3 separate regions of the Homo sapiens genome follow, and regions 1 and 2 are each linked to region 3. The links are chromatin loops, found by intact Hi-C in ENCODE. Cell type or tissue: mammary epithelial cell. All regions are shown on one strand.

Region 1 (8,000 bases), 990 kb before region 3:
AGCAAGGCAGGAGAGTCAGAAGTACAAAATGAATTTCACTAGCTTACACTCAAGGTCTCAGCAGGGCCACACTCTCTCCAGAGGTTCTTGGGGGAATCCATTTCCTGCCTCCTCTTATCTGGTGGCTTCTGGTGGCTGCCATCATTCATTGGCTTTTGGCTGTATTACTTCAATCTCTGTATCTATGGTCACATTGCACTTTCTTCCTTTGTGTGAATTCTCTCTCTGCCTCCCTTTATCTAAAGACATTTGTGATGGCATTTGGGGCCTACCTAAGTAATGTAGAATAATTTCTCCATTTCATCATTTGTAACTTTATCACATTTACAAAGTCTCTTTTACCATAAAAAGTAACATTCAGAGATGCTAGGAATTGGGATGTGGATATCTTGGGGATAAATTTTTAGCCTGTTATAGGCATCAAACTTTCCCAACCATACTGATTATTTCTGAGCTGGCACTCCCTCTTCATCACATAAGTGGCTAAAATAAGTTTATGGTTTAATACCTGTCATGCATATGTGACCTTTTAAATTCTACAAGTTGAATTGGTTTTCTTAAGAGTTTAATCATAGACTGTGGGATCGAGATTCAAACTTCAAACTGCATATATTCAAAAATTGGCTCATCTATAAACAAGGTGTCTGAACTTGGGGTGTTCATTTAAACTCTTGTTGCCACAATTTCTTCATTTACAAATGAAAATAATTATTTCCTAAATCAGATGTGAGGATTAAAATAATTCATGCATGTAAAGTGCATGCAATAGTATGTAGCGCATTGAAAAGAATTATTATCAAATTAAAAAAGAAAACACATTGAATCAACAAGATTCTTAGATTTCCTTCTCTCTAGTCAATATAATTACTAGTGTTTCACTATTTCTTTGTTTTTCACACCCTATGACTAAGGTGTAAGTGAGATGTTTTGTAAAAATAAATATAAAGATATATATTTTCTTTTTGAGATCCAAAAAAAAAAAAAAAGAAAATTTATCTGGGAGACTGTATATTTGACTTGAAATTCTTTTAACTAACTTGAACCACGAAGTTTTAAACCAAGCATTTGTCATTAACAAAATGTAATGTGTATTTTTATCAGACATATCGATTTTCTTTTTTTTTTAAAGCAGAAGCTGTGATCGGGAAAAGTAACATAGAATTTGTGCCTTCAATTCTTCAATTGCTAAAAGCACTAATTTCAAAACGTTTAATGTGTGCTTACCAATATTTAAAAAAATAACTTTTTAAAGCCTTATAGGTCTTATTTACTTTAACTTGCTGTTGACATTTTGGTATATCATTTGATTTCTATTAACTTTTTAGATAATAATATTTCAATTTGTGTATGATAATCTGTACTGTCCAATAGTTCTTCCATGATTGTCTTCACGGAAGGCTAGTACTTCAGAAATGGTCATATCTGCAGTACCCAAGCTATTAGCCACTTGTAGCTACTGCACTCTTGAAATGTGGCTAGATTGACTGAATCACTGAATTTTAAATTTCATTTATTTATTTATTTATTTTGAGACAGAGTTTCGCTCTTGTCACCCAGGCTGGAGTGCAATGGTGCAATCTCGGCTCACTGCAACCTCCGCCTCCAGGGTTCAAGCGATTTTTCTGCCTCAGCCTCTCAAGTATTAGTGGCTATGATACTAGGCAGGACAGATCTAGATTTAAATCTAACTATGTTGAAAAATACACTTAATTATTTCATATTTATATTTCTGAATATTATTCAACTCAGTGACCTAAATGACACTCTGGGCTTCAGCGTGGTGTAGAGGAATGATAAATAAATATTTTGTTTATACTCTAAGATTGACTTTAATGAGAAAGCTTTTTTGGAGAAAAATTTTTTTTAGGACTGTGGAAATACACATTTTTAAAAAGCTTTCTATATGTTGGTACCACAGAATTATGAAAAAATAAGATATCATAGTGGGAAAAAGGTAATGATAAAATATGAAAATACTATAGTGTTTTATTTGGTAAAAACTAAAGAAAACACAATTCAAAAATTAACAATTTATAAAAACTCAGGCACAGAGTTTTTAAGACAATGAAAATATTCTGTATGATACCCTAATGGTGAATATATATCATACATTTGTCCAAGCCTATAGAATGTAAAACACCAAGAGTGAACCCTGATAAATGTAAATTACAGGCTTGGGGTGAATGCATATGTGTCAATGTAGGTTTATCAGTTGTAACAAATGTTCGGTGCTGATAGGGAATGTTGACAATGGGAGAGGCTATTCATGTGTGGGATAAGAAGCACATGAGAAATTTTTGTGTCTTCAGCTCATTTTTGCTGTGAACCTAAGACTGCCCTAAATAAACTCTATTAAAGTAAATATATATATACCTGGAAGCATCTATATGAGTTAGATAAGGCAATCTTTTAGATTAATTTTAGCAAATATTTCCATATGTATGAAATAAAGATTGAATTACTGCTGTAGTATAAAGAGCTACTCATTGTTAGGGTCAGAGTTAAACCACATGTTCTGATGCTGCATTCTGTTTATTTTTTATATATAATTTCTGCAAATACATCTGTAGCAATAAAGTAAATGATATTCTAAAACAAAGTATTTGTCTTATTCATCACACCAACCTAACAAAATCTAGTTTTCATAAAATTTGCACTTCTTGCAAATTGTCTGCAGACAGCACTTGATAATAGTATCTGAAAAGGTAAAAACATTTGATAAATATATTAGAATCATAACTATTTGATTATGTTTAGTAATAAATATATTACTACTACTCTAAAGATAAATGGAAAAAAAGCATACTTTGGAGTCAGCTTTCCAAAAAATAAATAAATTACAGAAAGTCCTTTCATAAGTCAGAAATGTTGAATAAACTTAAATGATAATACTAAATAACCATACAAAATAAATGTACAAGCAATTCATAAGTTAAAAAGAAAGGAATTCCAATTCTAAAGGTAAACACTTTCTAAAATAATACTTTAATTTTTGTTGAATGAATAAAATATAGATCTTTTTCAGTTGATTTGTTTTTGTGGATATCTGATCTCATGTGAAATGTTGATTCCAGTCCTTTTGAAGCCATTTCCTTACTTTAATTGCATTGCAAAGGTGATTCACAAAGTAAGCATACATCGCATGCCAGAAATACAGACCTCATGATTCATAAGTTTGGATCATTTTCCTTCAAAGGCCAAAAGATGGTGCTGCTGTGTAGCTGAGTTATCATTCCTCAATAATCAATAGGCTTTCACCGTTTAATTCCACTGCTAAAATGGCGGAAATACATCTGTCATAAGAGCAAGTAAAACAGATCTAAACATGCAGTGATACAAATCAGTGGCAAATTAACTTAGGGTGGTACCCAATGATAATTGGATTTAGTGAAATCTGACAGTTGTATAGTAGCAAAGAGATTTATAGTCTCTTTTTGTGTTCTGAGAATTCAGTTTAGATACTCCTTGTAAAGAAGTTACAGATTAAGGAGAGAGAGAATGAGTCTTTGAAGAAATCAGTCACCTTATGAGGCTGGTCTAATGAGTCAAGTATTATATTCTCATTTTACAAATTTAGTAATTTTGTCATACCAGAATAAACCTCAAAATTGTTATTTCAAAACTATAAACTCGGTATCATTATGACTAAACCATAATACTATTCATTGCTGTCAGTATATTATTCAAAGCCAGACTTTTCCTGTTTTATTAATTTTAATTGTTATGCTTTATCACATCTGTATAGTCATTGTTTTCAAAGTGAAATAATTCTACATGGCTTATAATAGGGAAAAATTAAGAAAAAAATTCCCTCACACTTAGAGAATTCCAAATCTTCACTCCTGAGATGACATCATTAAGAAAAGTTTTCTTTCTGTATCGTATTATGCTATATGTCAAAAAAACATGATTATTCTATTATTTCTTGATTTGCTAGTGTTAGATGTATCTATTGACTTTCTAATGCAGAAGAGTTTTCTATTTACTCTACTTCATACACAAGAGAGTTGTGCCATACTTTTTATTTAAATTAATAATTAGTGTTTTTATTATGATTGTGTGAACACTATTCACAGTTGAACTATATATACAGTGTACTTTGATTACTCCTGATTTCTGTACAGTTTTGTGTTTTCTAGGAGATTATAGTCTATAGTGTTTTCTTAATACTGAGTATTTGTTACAATAGGTAATTTATAATCTATCTCCAATCTCTACTGAAGTATTAATTTCTCAACACATTTAAATACATACTCTGGTTAATCAACTAGTTTTTCTAGGAAGCATTATTCCTGGAATCCTCTATTCTTCCTTGGTGCTGAGGAATACTACATGCCTTTCTTCCTAAAATGTTTTCTTTCTGTCATTATTTACCTTTATCCAGTGTTGATTTTTTGGTTTGGATACTCATTTTCCCTGTCTTGCTTGCTCAGTTTTCCAGTTTCTTATGAAAAGTCCATGTAAAGTAAACTGACATGATTATCTCACGCTGCCTTTATTTTAACCTAAAATTGATTAATACATTTCTCTCTCAGATTTTGAGGTATTTCTCTATTGTCTTTAGGAAATTAGTGCTTCTATTGATAAAATTAATACTCATCTTTTAAATACTTTTTAGATAACATGTTTTATTTTCTGGAAATTTAAAAATTTTATTTTTTGTAATTCATGTTATTTTGAAATTTTATGGTGTTGAAACTCAATGTATGTCTGCTTTTGTTAATAATCTTACTTGTCTCTTTGAACTCTTTCAAAGTAGAAATTCATTTTTCTACTCTCTAATCTCAGATATACCTGACAATTTTGAGTTCAAATTTCATTTAAAATTCTCTATAGATTAAATCACCATTTTCTTCTTCTATTATGGTAAGGTAGTTATTCTAATATGTGTCATCAGAATGTATCTAAAGGTCGAACTGTTGCTTGTATATGCTTTCTTTTAACATTTTACTTTAATTTCTTACAGAGGTATAATTAACATACAATAAGCTGTGCATACTCAAAGTGCACAATCTGATAAATTTTCGTGTATGTACACAATGGAATCAACCATAACCACAGTAAAGACCATGAAAATATCCACAGCCCCAAATGGTTTTTTTTTTTTTTTTTTTTTTTTTTTTTTACTAGCAATCTACTTAGGAGTTAGAAGTGTAAATTTTTTACATGTGTATACTGTATTTGTGGTGAAGCCTTTAATAGTTGAACATTGTACATAACATAATTTTTCAAACCTCACCTACCTCCCACCCTCTCATCTTTTGGAGTGTTCAATGTCTATTATTCTACTCTGTATGTTTATGTGTACTCATTACTGAGTTACCACTTATAAGTAAAACATGCAGTATTTGACTTCCCGTTTATGAGTTATTTCACTTAAGATGATGGCCTCCAGTTCCACCTATGTTGCTGCAAAAGACATGATTTCATTCTTTTCATGGCTTAGTAGTAGTCTGTGGTGTGTGTGTGTGTGTGTGTGTGTGTGTGTAATGCATATTTTTATCCAATCATCTACTGATGACCATTTAGGTTGATTCCATATCTTTGCTATCGTGAATAATGCTGTGATAAAATTACAAGTGCAATGTCTTTGTGATGTAATTTTTGTTGTTGTCATTTGTTTTTATTCCCTTTGGGTATATACCCAGTAGTGAGACTGCTGGATGAACTGGTAGTTCTATCTTTACTTCTTTGAGAAATATCCATACTGTTTTCCAGAAAGGTTTTACTAATTTACATTCCCATCAACAGTGTGTAAGCATTCTCTTTTCTCTGCATCCTTGCCAACACCTGTTATTTTTTAACTTTTTATTAATAGCCATTTTAAATATCTAAGATGATATTTCGTTGTGGTTTTAATTTGCATTTCTCTGATGATTAGTGATTTTTTTAATGTTAGTTGGCTGCTTTTATGTCTTTTAAAAATACCTGATCATGTCCTTAGCCCACTTTTTAATGGGGTTACCTGCTTTCTTCCCTTGTTGAGTTCCTTGTAGATTCTGGATATTAGTCTTTTGTTGGAGGCATAATTTGCAAATATTTTTTCCATTTTGTAAGTTATCAGTTTACTCTATTGAATGCTTCTTTTGCTGTGCACAAGCTTTTTCATTTCAATAATCTCTATTTGTCTATTTTTGGTTTTGTTGTGTTTGGTTTAGAATTTGGTCATAAATAATTTTCCTAGGCCAATGTCCTGAAGAGTTTTTTTCTAGGTTTTCTTCTATGATGTTTTTAGTTTCAAGTCTATGTTTAGGTCTTTAATCCAACATAAGTTACTTTTTGTATGTGATGAGAGGTATGGGTCCAATTTCATTCTTTTGCATACGGCTCTCTATTCTATTTCACTGATACTACTGTCTACACTTATACAAGTTCCATGCTGTTTTGATTACTATAGCCTTGCAATATAATGTGATCCTCCAGTTTTGTTCTTTTTGTTTTGCTTAGGATTTCTTGGGCTATCTGGGCTCTTTTCTGATTCCACATGAATTTTATATTTTTTTTTTTCAAATTCTGTGAAAAGTGATCTTGGTAATTTGATAGAAATTGCATTGTATCTGTAGATTTCTTTGGGCAGTATCCAATTCATGAACATGGAATGTTTTTCCATTCGCTTGTGTCATCTATAATTTCTTTCATCAGTGTTTTGTAGTTTTCCTTATGGAGGTTTTTACCTCTTCAGTTAAATATATTCCTAGGCATATTAATTTTTTTATAGCTATTGTAAATAGAATTGCTTTTTCGATAGAGTCCCAGGCTAGATCACTCTTGGTGTATAGAAACACTGATTTCTGTACATTAATTTTATATCTTGAATTTTTAGTGAATTTATTTATTAATTCTAAGAGTTTTTTATTGGATTCTTTAAGGTTTTCTAGATGAAAGATTATATCCCTAGCGAACAGGTTTATTTTGACTTCCTCTTTTCCAATTTGAATGTTTTTTATCTCTTTCTGTTGCCTGATTGCTCTGGCAAGGGCTTCAAGTGCTATGTTGAATAGAAGTAGTGAAAATGGGCATACTTGTCTTGTTCTGGTTCTTACAGAAAATGCTTTCAGCTTTCCCCCATTAAACATGCTGCTGGCTGTGGGTTTGTCATATATTGCCTTTATTTTATTGAAGTATGTTTCTTCTATGCCTAGTTTGTTGAAGATTTTTTATTGTTAAGAGATGCTGAGTTTTATTGAATGCTTTTTCTGCATCTATTGAGAAGATGATTTTTGTCCTTAATTCTATTTATGTCATATATCATATTTACTGATTTGCATATGTTGAACCATACTGGCATTCCTGGGATAAATCCTATCTGATGATGGTGTATTATCATTTTGATGTCCTGTTGCAGTCAATTTGCTGACATTGTGTTAATGATTTATTGCATCTATGTTTATTATGAATATTGGTGTGCAGTTTTATTTGTTGTTATGGTGTCTTTGTCTAGTTTTGGTATCGGGGTGATATTGGTCTTGTAGAATGAGTTAAGGGGAATTTGTTCCTCCTCAATTTTTTGAAATATTTTCAGAAGGACTGAAATTAACTCTTCTTTGTATGTTTGCTACAGTTTAGGTGAGAATTCATCTGGTCCCAGGCATTTTTTTTAATTTGGATTTTTTTCATTACTGCTTCAATCTTGCTACTCCTTATTGATCTGTTCAATATTTATATTTCTTCCTGGTTAAATCTCTGGGAGATTGTATGTATCCAGGAATTTATCCATTTCCTCTAGCTTTTCTAGTTTGTGAAAGTGTAATTGCTTGTGAAAGTATAGTGGCTCAGAATAGTCTATGATTTTTTTTTCTGTCTGTAGTATCAGTTTTATTGTTTCCTTTTCCATTTCTGTTTGTTTGGATCTTCTCTATTCTTTCCTTTGGTAGTCTCACTGGTGGTTTATCAACTTCATTTATCTTTTTGAAGTACCAACTTTTTATTTCATTAATCCTTTGTATTGTTTTTCTAATACTGATCTCATTTATTTTTCTCTGATTTGTTTTTTTTCTTCT
Region 2 (8,000 bases), 650 kb before region 3:
ATGAAATATAGTTCATAGGGGCTAGAACGGACATAAACTAGATATTCTGTGATTTGGTTTTCCAAAGCCCAGACCTGACACCAGACCCAAAGCAATTAAAAAAAAAAAAAAAAAAACCTAGATTTGAGCTGAACACCCAAACTAAAACTACATCCCAATGCACCATTAGCCGTTTTCTTAACTTTCTGTTTCAATCTAGCCCTAAGGGCAAGTTCCTCACTGTGAAAAGTGATCAAGTGATTATTTCCCAAAGGCTTTAAATGAGGTTCTTTATAGGCCCAGGAAAGAGGTCATGTGGGCCTAGTAAATTGTTAGATAATGTGCAGCCAGTACTGAAATGTGACCTCAAACGTAATGTGGGAAAAGGCGGCCAAGAGGAGGAAATGAAACAAACTGATTTCCAGAGCCTAAGAGTGTGAGAAACCAGTATAAAGCAGTAGACCCTTTGATTGACTTTGACCCTGCACATTTAGGAGGAGGGCAAATACGACACTAATAAATATTGAACACTTAACATATGGCAATCACTGGGCCAGACGACTTATTAACTGCAGAAAGAACTATGTAATTTATGTGCCCCGTGGAAAATGAAAATTGGGGGGCCCTATTCAAACATTATTAAGAATTTCCATAGAGCAACAGGAGAGCATTAAACTAACTGCAGGGCTCCTCTAAGCACAGGGTGCTGTGCTGTGTGTGTAGGCAGTTCCCATGTCCACGAAGCTGGCTCTGATGGTTTGTCACTGGTGCCCTCACAAATGCTCTGTAGCATATTCTATTATCCCTCTTCTATGGTTAGAAAACTGAAGCTTAGAAATATCTATTATAATTTTCTCAAGTTTACACACCATGCAAGCGACAAAAACAGGCATATATAAAAATAGCCTGTTTTATTTTAGCAGGTGATATGTTTTAAAGGCTCATAAAGCACAGTAGAGGAATTATATACACCATCTTAAAAATATGTATTTACTGTTCATACACTGTTCATTTCTGATCATCTCTTGATATATTCTCATATATATCAATATATGAGAATCTCATATAGCATAGCAAACACACTTCCCTCTGCAAATGCCCTGCTAATACTTTTCCAAATTAGAGTGTGGTTATACATTCAGCGGATAGAATACTGCACTACAGTTATGATAACGAGAGCAGTCTTTGAGTTTTTCAGCATTGGTATACAGTTAGGACTCCATTATCAGCAAAGACACAGGACTAGAATGGTTGAAGCTGAAGATTCAATGGACTGCTTCATGGATGGTCCTCCAAAAGTTCATTAATATTGAAAGCCAGTGTAATTACTCTCACAAAATCCCATGATACTTGCAAATCTTATTTTTTTTTTTTTTTTGCCAATTTTTCATTTCTGTTTTGTAATAGAGAGGTGGCCTTTTGCCCACAGGAGCGCACCCCGTGAATCACCAGCACTTGCACTGTGCCACGGAAGGGGAGCTGCCATATTATTAATTTTTTTTTGAGGAAGGTAAGTGAGAAAGGACATGCTGTAAATAGCATGTGACTTCCCTCTGAACAAATTAGGTCCTGTGAATTGCATAAGTGAGCAAATCTAATTTTAGTGAACAAAAGAAGCTGGGAGATGCTGAGTGTAATTTTTATGTAAAAATAAGAAGTCTCCAAAGACAACTCTCTTTAAACAGATGAATGCAAATTACCAAAGTCATCCAAATAGAGAAGGTTGATTTATGCATTTTCCATTGTATCCTTCAACAAAAAAAGCTTTTTCTGTTTCCAAATAGTATGCATTTGGGGTAAAGTTTCACTTTACGCACCAAGAATGGCTGAGAGAAGAGAGCTCCAAAGCAGTCATGTAGAGAAATTGTTTCTCTATCTTTTTTTTTCTAGAACACAGCTTCTGCCAAATAGTCTGTCCAACTGTCTACTGTATCCACTTTTAGCTACTTGAATTTTAATTAAAAGTTTCAATGTTATATATCAGAATATATGATTAATTCTCCATTGGCACCCTATGTCTTCAGCAGAGGGCAGACACGATAAGAGAAAAATCAATTCTGCTTGAACATAGCTGCTAAATTCCCAAATCGACACCAGCCATTTTAGAAGATGGGTCTTATTCCATCACCCTCACAGCATTGTCAGTGCTTACTAGTTTAGTTGTAGCTTTCAGTGCACAAATATCTTAAAACTGCCAGTGAATTGTTAACTACTAATACAATCCTTAGAGGATTGTCTGGTTCAAGACAATGTGCTACTTGTATGGTTTTCACTACTCCTACAGGGTTTCTTCTTCTCCTGTCCTCTTTCCAGTATGGGCCTTTCTAACAGCAGCTTTTATAATCTATAGCAAGAACAAAGGAGTGTAATTCTCTCTCTTTATATATTCCTGTATGTGTGTGTTTGTGTGTTTTCATCCATATACCCATATTAATTCAAGAAGCATTTAATGAGTGCCAGCTACTTAAACCAATCATGCTTCTAAGAACCGAGGATCTTTCAGACAAAATCTCTTGGAGCTTAAAGAGTAGCAAGTGACATTTGTTGTTAGTAAAATAATATTTTTAATTACTTAACTGGCAAATTTTTGTCACCCTAGTACTGTGCTTTCACCTTAAAACCCAGGCTTTCACCATATGTGATTATTTTGGAGACCTTCTCATGGTATATGCTTCAAGTTTTTTGTGACTTTCTCTGTTTCCCTTACATCTAGATTGCCTTTTTTTCCTTTTAAAATGTGTAAATAAAATGTCCCCAATTCTCTATCTTTATTGGTTCATAATTTTAATTTTAAAATAAAACAGCTTCAGTATTTAATCCTGTAACTTACATGAAATTCATTGTCCACCTTCTCTCAAAAGATTTTTAAGGGTAACTAGAATCTTAAATTTCCATGGTTACATCTCACTACATTCCTTTTACCTCTGAATTTTCAGTATATATTTTTGTGTTGAATCCTATGGATCCTAGCCACTTTCCTTTTTTTTTTTTTTTTTTGTCTCTTTACTTATGGAATTTGTTATTTCTCCTTCATTTTCTAAAGGTTTTTTCAAGGCTTTAACAGAAGTTTGGGTATAATTATTAAGAATCACTATAGTATAAGCACAGTCTAGAAACCAATTAAATTTTCTCTGTGTTACATATCAATTTGGTAAGGACTATGTAATTCCTGCCATGAGGTGGAAATACTGGATTCTTCTCTTGGCCCTAAGTTTCGTTTATTGACCTGTTGTTGGTCCATCTCTCTAGAACTCTCGGCTGAGCTTCAGGCCTTACATTCAGTATGTATTCTATCTCATTGTTGGCATTTCAAATGTATCTCAACTTCATATATCTAGACTGAATTCATCATCTTTCTTTCCAAAACAGGCCTTCTCTCAGTATTTCTTATCTAAGTAACTTTGGTAATTTTGCCATTTGTTTATTGCTTAAAAATCAGTAACCCAGTCCAGTCTTAGAACAATGTTATCTTCAATGCAGCCCAAAATAAACAGAAATTAAAATATTTTAATCTTTAAGCTCTTTCAAATATATCAGGTGCTACAAGTACATTGTTAAATAAAATAGATATTTAATCACTGGAGTGCATTGGCGCGATCTCACCTCACTGCAAGCTCTGCCTCCCAGGTTCAAGCCATTCTCCTGCCTCAGCCTCGTCACCCAACCACTAGACTTCAGAATCTCCCAGAAGGTTCTTTTTTCTTCCACAAATACATTTTCTTTCAACCAAGGTGTCCTATTCTGACATTGTCTCATTTTACCCGTATTGTGCTTATTTCCTGCTCTACATGCCTTGTCCTCCAGGAGGCTCCAGCTAGTCACTATGCAACACTCTTGCTCCATTGTGATGAGGGAGCGTTTTTCTTCTTCTAATGCCCGTTGTCATTTTGTTGCAGTATCTGACTTCAGCGATTTGTCTTCTTGTCTCAATAAGTGTAAGAAGTGGGTAGAGGATGGAAAGGGAGAAGAAAGGATTAAAGTTAAGCCTGAATGGTAAGAATCCTCTCTTCAGATACCCATATGTAAATAATGTTTGCCCCATCAAATGTCTGTGTGTCTTTCTCATCATTATATGTTCTTTTAAATTGGGATTGTGTTTCTGAAACCTCAGTGACTCAAATGTTTGCTGAATGAAGTAGCAAATGTCAAATTTCTGCTGGTAGGCATGTTCCATTATTAATTTGCTGCGATGTGTATTAGTTTGTAGCTCCAATATGTGTTTTTGAGTCTGAGAGGAGTTCTTTATTTGATTTTTGTCTTGTAGAAAACAAAACAACAACAAAAAAACTGTGACTTTTTGTTCTATTTTGAATCGAATGTAATAGAAAGCAACTCACTGCCTCAATGTATCTTCCCTGACATCTGCCAGTTTCTCTAAAGCTTACAATGAGAAGGCCTCTCTCAAGGGTTTTAGATATTTTAGATTATTTTGAGATCACATGCATATAAATTGTATATAATGAAACATAGTTTAAATACTTTAAAAGTATTCTACTTTCAAAATTGCAAAATAAAGTTGCTATTCCTGAATCACTTGGGAAGATGTTGAATAGAGAGGCTTTATGTATTAAGTATATTACATACTTATAAATATTTTAAAATCTTTTATACATTGAAATATATTAATTATAACATTATCTTCAAAATACCAGAACACAGGAACTTAGGAGTTAAAATCGAGGGAAATTATATTCTTTACCTACTCTAATGTGACTTAATTTTGCAAAAGTATGTAGACAGTGGGAAAATGTTCATACTTTATGTGTTATATTAAAGAGGAACCATGGGGGCATATTAAGTCATATATAGGTGCATATTTCCTTAATGTCAAAAGTTCAAATAAAATATCTAATGTATGTACTTTTTAATATTATTTTACTCCAGAATCTCATTATGTTTCATTATATTAAAATAATGTACTGCATTTTGTTATGTGATTTGTGTTTTCTGCTTCCTGTTTTTCTCTCAAATGTGTGAAAATGCTTTGTGTCACTAATTTTATCTTCATTCTGATGTCTCATTAGTAGGTATTATTTTCAAAGATATATGTTTTTGTATGGAAGTAAAGATGTAAACTATTCACTTCCCATTGTTTCTAAAACATCGTTATCGTCCATGTTCAAGCAGAAACACATTGTTTAATTGTGCTAGCAGCATTTGCACAAAAAAGCTTCAACCCCCAGCTCTTCCACATAACATTCTGAGGATTTCATGGCCCCAGTTCTCCATTTTAAAAATACAGTTAGAGGATAATTTTGATACCTTTCAACCCTTAACTTTGACAAAGAAAAAAAGGTATCACTTAACCATTTTGTTGATATTTTATTTGTACTCCCTTTTCCAAGAGGAGTTAAGTTAGATAAAAAGATCAGCAGGATAGGCCTCCAGGCTGAGGCTACCCAGGATTGGACTCAATGTCTGGAAATCACTTCTGTGATTTTAATATGAGTTGAGTTTCTGATCAACAGTTTTGCAGGGATATAAATGTCACACATTGTACATGACACCCCCCCCATGTCAGCCATTATAAAGATATTCTATACTGCCAATATTTTAACATCAATTAATCACTGTACTTCTAAATGTGTTGAGTTGGTTTTATTATGTTCACAGTGTACTGATGATTTTATTTATTCAACAAATGTTTATTAAGCACGTAGTACAAGTCGGTCACTGTGGTAAGTTTTGGGACAAAGCTTCTTACCTCATATGCCTGATACTATAATGGGTAGACACTAAATAATAAACAAATTAACACAATAATTATAAAACAAATACAACATTGAAGTGTAAAGTGGCTGGCAAAGCTAATTAAAGCTAACTAGCAGTAGCTTTCACATAAAGATCATAAAATATATTAAATAGTGGGTTGAGCTATATTCTCTACCAAGAATATAAGAAGCCGAATCTTTTGAAAATTAAAGAAGCACATTAGGGAACGTGGCTGTAGGAGTGTATTTAACTATCCCAAGGTACAAATAAGTACAAAGAGAAAAGGTTCTTTTTTAATAGACTAAACTAGATTAAGAAAAAAGTTTCAGAGATATACATTAATAATCAATATGTATTATTAATATTTAATTAGCTTACTTGCAACTGATGAGTTTGTATATTGTCACCTGAACAATAAAAAGACAAAAATGAGGGATTTCATTCGTATTTAGCTGCCAAGAAAATCTTTTAGACAATTTATTATTTTTGATGGTAGAAAAAAGGGAAGGAAGAGGCCGGGCGAGGTGGCTCACGCCTGTAATACCAGCACTTTGGGAGGCCGAGGCGAGTGGATCATGAGGTCAGGAGATCAAGACCATCCTGGCTAACACGGTGAAACCCAATCTCTATTAAAAATACAAAAATTAGCCGGGCATGGTGGCGGGCACCTGTAGTCCCAGCTACTCGGGAGGCTGAGGCAGGAGAATGGCGTGAACCCGGGAGGTGGAGCTTACAGTGAGCCAAGATCGCGCCACTGCACTCCAGCCTGGGCAGCAGAGCTCAAAAAAAAAAAAAAAAAAAAAAGAAAAAGAGGGAAAAAAAAAGGAAAGAAAAAAGGGAAGGAAGAAAATGGGATCTTTAAAGTCTGAAAGTTAAAGTTGGTTTGGGGGACAGTTAAGGAATATATATTATTGATCATGTTTAAATCTCTCTACATTTTTATCTCCAATTTACTTTGTTGTTCACCATAATATTCTCTTCACTTCTAGTTTCATTCTCCACCTTAACATGACCGCATCTACTAATAGCCAATAAAATGAATTGGTGAGTTGTTTTGTTTTTATATCATTGGCTTTGTGGTCTTTTCCTCTGTTCAGGCATTAAACAAATTACTCTTTCACAGAAACCATTACTTTATTTTCTTAGTCTTATTTATATTGATTATGAAATAATCAAATTATAGTATCAAATGGACAAAATTTAATTTTTTTAAAAGGCCTCAGACATATTCACAATAAGAAGGTGTAATTAGTAAATCTGCAAATCAATGGTATATTTATGCAAAGTTGACTCAAAACGGTGCTTCCATGTTAGAGAATTAATTATGCAAGTCTTCGTCCAATCTGGGCTCATTCTTGTAGGACAGTAACAAACGCTACCAGAGTTCACTGAAGCTTAGGACTCTCTTTTTAAAGATATTCGAAGTCGTTTGGTAACATGAGAATTTAGAATGACAATAAAAATGACTCATTGAAAGGCAAACAATATTAGAGATAAACCCTTTTTTGATTTAAATAATTGATAAAATGTATGTGATATATTAGGCATTCTAGTATCAAATCCCAATCATTTGTCATCAGTTGATTGACAGACACTTAAAATAAAATTATTATACCTGTGTTTAGATAATAGGTTTATTCTTGTTCCCGGTTCACATCTTTTTTGTATCTTGTTTCTACCTTAAACTGGTAAAATTATTTAGTTTTTCTCTTTCATCCAAAAGAATTGTCTACTTCTAGAATCAATTATAATAATATATAATATCTAATATTGGTATCTAATAAAATGTTTATAATACAGAAACATTCTACATATGAATAATTCTTAGAACATCTCAATAAAAGAAAAATAATTCTAAAACTTTATTAATGAAGAGTCATTACTTTTAAGTAGAATTAATCCAGTTTTCTCAAAATCTATTCAGAAAAAGCATTTACAGCTTGTCAGAATTAATTTAAGCCTTACTTGTATAGTTTTTATTTTTTACTTGTTTCTGGTTAATATGCCTGAAGAGCTGAGATCCAAAAAAATAATTTCTGCCATAGAATCAGAAAAAACAAAACAAAACAAAACTGGGGATGAAAATCAAGTGTAGGCATTACAAATTAACTTTCTTGACCATTTAAAGATTTTAGATAGTTCTTAGGAAATATTTAATTTTGAGTAGAACGTTTTGTGACTAGGCTTACTAAGATAGTTAATTTTTTTAAATCAGAATAACTAGATCAATTGCCTTGTTGCCTAAAATCTTAAGTTTTTTGGCCAAGCTGATGTTGGACAATTTTTTCTGCCAATTTTGAATAATAGAT
Region 3 (8,000 bases):
TAACTTCATAGTGGTAATCATTTCACAAAATATATGCATATATTAAATTATCATATTCCCCTTAAAACCATACAATTTGTCAGTTATACTTCAATAACGCTAATTTTTAAAATTCAAGTTTCAATACTACTTTCTGAGCAATTCAAAGAGCAATTAGAAAATCAGTAAGGTACAATAGAATCCAATAACACAATATTCTTGACCAAATAAATTGATATTTATGGAACACTACAGCAATTAGCAGCAGGTATGGATTACATTCAAGTGCAAATGCAACATACACCTAGTCTAAGCAATAAAAGTACCCACAAATTTAAAAGAAAAAAAAAAACTATGCAAAATATATTAGCTGACCCCAGTAAAATTAAACTAGAATCAATAGCAAACAATGTCTGAAAATCAAATATTTAGAAATTAAACAATGTATTTCTAAATAATCCACAGGTCAATAACAAAACCACAAGGGAAATGAGACAATACAATTGAATATAAATGAGTGCATAACATACTAATTATTGTGAGATGAAGGTAGAGCAGTTCGAAAGGGTACTTTATAGCAGACAAAGCAAGAAAGTTCTCAAATTATTGGTGTATGATTTGACTTTTAAAGACTAGAGAAAAAGGCTGGGTGCGGTGGCTCACGCCTGTAATCCCAACACTTTGGGAGGCGGAGGCAGGTGGATCACAAGGTCAAGAGTTCAAGATCAGCCTGGCCAAGATGGTGAAACCCCATTTCTACTAAAAATACAAAAATTAGCAAGGTGTGGTGGCGGGTACCTGTAATCCCAGCTACTCAGCAGGCTGAGGCAGAGAATTGCTTGAACCCGGGAGGCAGAAGTTGTAATGAGCTGAGATTGTGCTACTGCACTCCAGCCTGGGTGACAGAGCAAGACTCCATCTCAATTAAAAAAAAAAAAAAAAAAGACTAGAGAAAAAGAATAATTAAATAAAAAAACAATTAAAACAGTGAGAATAAATCAAATAGAAAACAGAAAAATAAGCCCAGGAAGCTCAAAATTGCTCTTTTTAAAGTTCAATAAAATTGCTAAATATCAAGTAGGATGGCCCCCTCCATATACATGCTGTTCAAACTTGCTGATGCCAGAATGTCCACACTTATCAGGAGTACTTTCTGCACAAACCATCAATATCTACCATGAAGAAACAGCTAAACTGTTGAGAAGAAATAAAGGGAAGACACAGATGACCAATCAGAATTTTAAAATAAAACAACAGTGCAGAACCCACAATATTTAAATGGTGAGAGAATATTATGAGCGATTTACTCAAATCAAGCAAACCACCAAAGCTCACTCATTAAAGAGCAACAAAAAAAACTAAATATTCCTATATTTAAAAGTAATTACATTTGCAGCAAAACTTTTCACAAAGAAACTCTAAGCCCATAAGATTGTAGTGGTAAATTCTAGCAAACACTTAAAAAAATACAAGTCTAGACAAGCTCTTCTGGAAAATAAAACAAGAGGGTACACATCTCTACTCCTTGTATGATGGAGTATTAATAAGATGCTTAGAATGGTTATTGCAACAAAATTACAAATAAATTACAAATATCTCTAAACATGGATTCAAAAATAATATCTCAAATTTAGCTTATTGAAGTTAGCCACATAAAAAGGTAACACATCATAACCAGGTTGAATTTGTCCTGGGAATACAAGGTGGTTTAACATTCATAAATCAATCATTGTAATTCACTCTAGTAAGAGACTAAAATATAAAAATATATAAGCATCACAATAGATTCAGAATAGATTTGTAAATGGCAATTATCAAAATTCAACACACATATTTTTGAAAAAGAAAACATTTCTTATCCAACTACATAAAGCACAACTCTATAACTTTCATCACATGTACAGGTGAATAACTAATTATTTTTCCCTAAGATCTTAAATACAGCACAATAATATCCATTATTCCCACTTCTAGAAAATATTTTAGTGGAAATCCTCATCAGAAAAATAAGAGAAAAGAAGAAAAAAGTAAAACTATAAGAAGGAAATAAAATATCTTGATTCAGATTATGAGACTGACGCGCTGCTGGCTGCACTAATAGGGCTCGTAAAATATCTTGATTGAAATGACTGACTAGACGTAGCCACAATACATCTCTTCCAGAGAGAGCAACCAAAATATCAAGTATACCTCACACTTTGAACAGATCTTTTGAGCAAAAGCATTGAAATCTGATAGGTAATGAAAGACACTGGAGATATACCTAATGTAAATGACGAGTTAATGGGTGCAGCACACCAACATGGCACATGTATACATATGTAACAAAACTGCAAGTTGTGCACATGTACCCTAGAACTTAAAGTATTTAAAAAAAAAAAAAAGAAATTGTGGTTGAAAAGGGAGGAAGAAGGGCAGCCTGTTTGGAGTCTTCAGGTGCCAGACTGGCCCCCAGACCAGGACTGGACCCAGGGTACAGATAAATGAAGAAATCCAGGGAACTACATTTCCACCGTGGACCTCTGAGATCATAGCTACAGGAGTTCCCATGAACCCTGCAGACCTCTGGACTGGCAAGAGGAGCTGCCTGGAGAACACACAGAGGTACTGCTTGAACTTGGTGGAGCCTAGAAGGCTTGGCTGTGAGAGGCAGCTGCAACAAAAGATGACTCTGGGCACTCATCCCCCAAGGCCCTACATCCTGCAATGAGTGGTTGCAGCTCATGCTGTTTTCCTTGCCAGAAAAGAGTGGGTCCAGGCATGCTCAGATGCCCCAGAAAGGACCTATAGCCATTGCCATGGGACCAAGGTGCATATGAACCAGGCACACCTTTCCCTGCCAACCCCTACCAAGGCTGCCTGCCTGGCTGTTCCCAGGGGAGTGGGGGCACCGAATTCCCTTCATTGTCCCATCTGAGTGGCCTGGGAGCAGCTTCCCCCTATCAAAGCTGGTGCTTGACCCCAATGGACAAGAGGACAAAATCGCTGGCCCAGTCCCAGTTCCTTAGGACTGGAGCACACCATCCAGGGGTATAGAGATGAGATTTATGGCCTAATCTTCAGCAAAGAAGGAGTTCCCACTGTTAGGACACAGAGAATAGTGTGACATGGGTTTGTGTGGTGGTATGGGAGCTGGGCGCCCTTCCATTAGTGAGATCAGACTGGGGACGATGTGGCTTGATAGTCCTTGTTTCTCCCCCAGGGAGTCCCATAGTCCAGAATGCCTGAAGTGGCTTAGTGATCTGGGTGTAGACAGTTTGGGACAAATCTAGCTGGTTGGGCCTGTTGCTGGGGCCAGAGGCTTGGAGAGAGACCCCTGGGTACAGGAACTGAGCTTATCACACTTCGTGGTCACCATTTAGGTTAAAAATCCCCAGGTTGCCACTCCTCCACTAAGTTAGATATGTGGCAAAGGAATAGCAACTTTGCCTCTCCTAGGAGGGTTGTTCCAGTCACCTGAAAGCTGCCGCTAAACTCCCAGCAAGATCAGTGCTTTCACCAGCCTTGGAGAGCCTAGTCATGAGCTTGTCCAACCCAGCCCCACCCAATTTGGCCCGATTCAGTCACCATGGTGGCAGAGTGTGAAACAGTAACCCTGGGATCCTCAGGTCCTACCCATTGCCAGGAACACCCAGGTACTTCCGGTAATCAACAAAGGCCAAGTAAATATTCCAATGCCAATATTGCAATTGCCTCTTGCCTGCAAGCACCACCTTGTGGCTGAGACGTTAACCTGCAGAGTCTGTCACAACTTCTGACGTATTTGTACAGCACTCAGCCAGCTCTCACCCACAATTGCCACCTACTGTCCAGTAGCATGTACTGCACAACCAAATATAATTTTTGCTGACAGAGAAAACGCTGGGAAAGGACACAAGCCTCCAGAGACCTCCACTACCTTTTTCCTGTAAAAGACAGTGAGCCTGACCACAAGTGCACCCCATCACTACTACAGCCACAAACAATTAACATTTAAGAAAGCCACTACACTATAGCTCTCTACAACCAAGGAATTCCAACAGACCCTTCTGGAGGATAAGGGTCTGTAGGAATTCCTAGAAGCAAAGCCAAAAGACCCTTTGCAGCATACACAATAGTTACATCCTCAAGGGTTGGGGAAGTGAATCCCACTCAAACAAAAATAAATTAAAAAATAAGAAGTAACGGTTTCTACAGGTGAGAAGAGACCAGCACAAGAATTCCAGCACCATGAAGAAACAAAATGTTGTGACACGCACAAACAACCACACTAGTTCTCTATTAATGGATGATAACCAAAATGAAAACTTTGAAATGACACATAAAGAATTGAAAATATGGATTGTAAGGAGCTCAAAGAGAACCAAGAGAAAGTTGAAAATCATCACAAAGAAATCAGAAGAGTAATGCAGGAGATGAAAGATGAGATAGCTATATTAAAAAATAGACCAAACAGAACTTTTAAAAATAAAAAATTCACTGAAGAAATTTCAAACACAGTTGAAAGCTTTAACAACAGACTAGACCAAGCAGAGGAAAGAATTTCAAAGGCTGTAGCCCAGAATTTAAAGTTAACCCCATCATACAAAAATGAAGACAAATAATTTTTTAAATGAACAAAGCTTTTGAAAAATTTGAGATTATGCTAATGGATCAAACTTATAACTCACTGGCATTTCTGAGAAAGAAGAAGGAAATGTGGAAAAGATATTTGGGGAAATAATTTAGAAAATATCCCTAATCTTGCTAGAGAGGTAGACATTCAGATATAAGAAATTTGGAGAACACCTGTAAGATACTATACAAAATTAGCATCACCAAGGCATATAGTTATCAGATTATCTAAGTTCTATGCTAAAGAAAAAAATCCTAAAGGCACCTAAGGAAAAAGACCAAATCACTGAGGAAGGTAATCCCATCAGACTAATAGTAAACTTCTCAGCAGAAACTTTTTCAAGACAGAAGAGATTGGGGGCCTATTTTTAGCCTTCTTTAAAAAAAAATTGCCAGACGAGAATTTTGCATCCTGCAAAACTAAGCTTCATAAATAAAGGAGAAATAAAATCTTTCCCAGAAAAACAAACCTAAAGGAAATGAAAGCACAATACTTCTGTTACCATAAAAAGCATATGTAAGCACATGTAAGTAAAAAGTTAACAGATTCTATAAAGCAATTATGCAATTGAAACTACAAAGCAACTAGCTAACAGCACTAGGACAGGAACAAAACCTCACATGTCAATATCAACTTTGAATGTAAATGGACAGAATACTTCATTTAAAGAATATACTATGGCAAATTGGATTTAATATATAAGACCCAATCAGGAGTTCGAGACCAGCCTGGCCAACATGGTGAAACCCCATCTCTATTAAAAATATAAGAATTAGCCAGGCGTGGTGAAGTGCATCTGTAGTCCCAGCTACTCAGGAGGCTGAGGCAGGAGAATTGCTTGAACCCGGTAGGCGGAGGTTGAGGTGAGCTGAGACCGTGCCACTGCACTCAATCCTGGGTGACAGAGCGAGACTCTATCTCAAAAATAATAATAATAATAATAATAATAATAATATACATATATGACCCAATCATCTGTTGCTCTCAAGAGACTCACCTAACCTGTAATGACACTCACATACTTAAAGAGACAGAGAAATACATGTCACACAAATGGAAACCAAAAAACAGCAGGGGTTGCTATTACTGTATCAGATAAAACAGACATTAAACGAACAACAGTTTTAAAAAAGACAAAAAGGGCATTATATTATGATAAAGACTTCAAGTCAACAAGATTTAACTATTTTAAATACATACACACTCAACACCAGAGCACCCACATTTATAAAACAGTTTCTACTGGACCTACAGAAAGAGGCAGGCAGCTATACAATAATAATGGGAGATTTCAACACCCTACTGACAACACTAGACAGATGATTGAGGCAGAAAACTAGCAAAGAAGCTTTGGGTTCAAATTGGACTTTTGACCAAATGGACCTTAGGCATCTACAGCACATTTCACCCAATGATGGCAGAATACATGTTCTTTACATCTATGCATGGAACATTCTCCAAAATTGACCATATGCTTGATCATTAACAAAGTCTCAATAAATTCCAAAATCAAAATCATATCAAGCATCTTCTCAGACCGCAGTGGAATAAAATTAGAAATAAACCCAAAAAGGAGCTCTGAAAACCACACAAATACATGGAAACTAAACAACCTGCCCCAGAATGACTTTGGGTAAACAACAAAATTAACGCAGAAATCAAAAACAAATTTTGAAATAAATGAAAGTAGAGGCACAGCACACCAAAACTTCTGGGATACAGCACAAATAGTGTTAAGAGGAAAGCTTACAGTGCTAAATGCCTATATCAAAATCAGAAAGGCCTCTTATTAACAACTTGATGTTGCACTTTAAGGAACTATGAAAACAAGAACAAACCAAACCAAAAGCTAGCAAAAGAAATGAGATAACAAAGATCAGAGCTAAACTAAATGAAATTGAGGCAAAAACGTCATGCAAAGGATTGATGAAACAAAAAGCAGGTTATTTGAAAGAATAAATAGAACTGATGATCTGCTAGCTAGATGAACCAAGAAAATAAGAGACTGGTTGGGTGCGATGGCTCATTCCTGTAACCCTAGCACTTTGGGAGACTGAGGCAGGAAGATCACTTGAGCTCAGGAGTTCGAGCCCAGCCTGGGCAACATGTTGAAACCCCATCTCTATAAAAAATACAAAAAAAAAAAAATAGCCAGGTCCAGTAGTGCATGCCTGTAACCTCAGCTACTTGGGCAGGTGAGACAGGAGGATTGCTTAAACTCAGGAGGTCAAGGCTGCAATGACCTGAGATCACACCACTGCACTCAAGCCTGGGTGACAAAGTGAGACCATGTCTCAAAAAAAAAAAAAAGAGAGAGAGAGAATTCAAATAAGCACAATCAGAAATGATAAAGGTGATGTGACAAATGATACCACAGAAATACAAAAGATCTTCAGAGACTACTGTGAACATCTCTATGAGCACAAGCTAGAAAACCTAGAGAAAATAGACACATTCTTGGAAACATGTAATTGCTCCTTATTGAACCAGGAGTACACTGAAATACCAAATGGACTGAATTAAGATTTATGAAATTAAATCAGCAATAAAAAAACCTATCAACCAAAAAATCTAAGACCAGATGGATTCACAGTCAAATCTACCATACATACTACGAATCTTACTGAACCAATTCCAAAAAATCAAGGAGGACAGATACTCATTTTATGAAATCAGTATCATCCTGATACCAAAACCTGATAAGAACATAACAACAAAAAATACTACAAGCCAATATCTCTGATGGACATAGATGCAAAAGTTTTCAATAAAATACAAACAAAATTTAGCAGCACATTAAAGAGATAATTCATCATGGTCAAATGCATTTTATTCCAGGGATGCAAGGATGATTCAACGTATGCAAATCAACAAATGTGTCACCACCCAAACAGAATTAAAAATAAAAACCAGACAGACACGGTGGCTCACGCCTGTAATCCCAGCATTTTGGGAGGCTGAGGTGGGTGGATCACGAGGTCAAGAGATTGAGACCGCCCTGGCCAACATGGTGAAACCCCATCTCTACAAAAAAATACAAAAACTTAGCTGGGCATGGTGACGCAAATCCGAGCTACTCAGGAAGCTGAGGCAGGAGAATCGCTTGAACCTGGGAGGTGGAGGTTGCAGTGAGCCAAGATCACTCTACTGCACTCCAGCCTGGTGACAGAGCAAGACTCCATCTCAAAAAAAAAAAAAAAAAAAAAAAAGATAAATAAATAAATAAAATAAAAGCCATATGATTATCTCAAAAGATAAAAGAAAATAATTCAATAAAATCCAACATCTCTTCATGATAAAAACCCTCAACAAATTAGGCATCAAAGGAACATACCCCAAAATAACAAGAGCCAACTATGACAGACCCATGGGCAACATCATACTGAATATGGGGAAAAGACGAAATCATTTTCTCTAACAATTAGAA

Evidence for each region. A loop is a pair of places that touch in the nucleus more often than their neighbours do. Peaks named below come from ENCODE experiments on the same cell type or tissue, not always from the same donor. Only the 100,000 strongest peaks of a DNase experiment are listed, where the experiment ranks them.
Region 1: a loop joins it to region 3, with 13 times the contacts of the local background. A loop is called at or near these places in 6 of 110 quality-filtered maps.
Region 2: it touches region 3 in a loop (19-fold over the local background); 7 of 110 quality-filtered maps call a loop at or near these places.

The regions. Positions count from the first base shown.
Region 1 is chr12:17,924,356-17,932,355 of GRCh38, reverse strand. No RefSeq gene overlaps it. Among named protein-coding and RNA genes, the nearest start is that of RERGL, 160 kb to the left of the region's middle. In mammary epithelial cell, a CTCF peak has its summit at 3,208 (motif pointing right); a DNase peak (open chromatin) is centred at 3,165; H3K27ac peaks cover 774 bases.
Region 2 is chr12:17,584,966-17,592,965 of GRCh38, reverse strand. It overlaps LINC02378 (long intergenic non-protein coding RNA 2378), which reads left to right and starts at 3,888. Exons shown (of 5, transcript NR_146522.1): 1 at 3,888-3,972; 2 at 6,681-6,735. It overlaps LOC124902888 (a long non-coding RNA gene), which reads right to left and starts at 3,777. Exons shown (of 2, transcript XR_007063231.1): 1 at 3,583-3,777. In mammary epithelial cell, a CTCF peak has its summit at 3,771 (motif pointing right); no DNase peak of the experiment used is centred here.
Region 3 is chr12:16,935,748-16,943,747 of GRCh38, reverse strand. The region is part of intron 3 of LOC105369677 (a long non-coding RNA gene); the gene reads left to right. Among named protein-coding and RNA genes, the nearest start is that of LMO3, 330 kb to the right of the region's middle. In mammary epithelial cell, a CTCF peak has its summit at 3,724 (motif pointing left); a DNase peak (open chromatin) is centred at 3,727.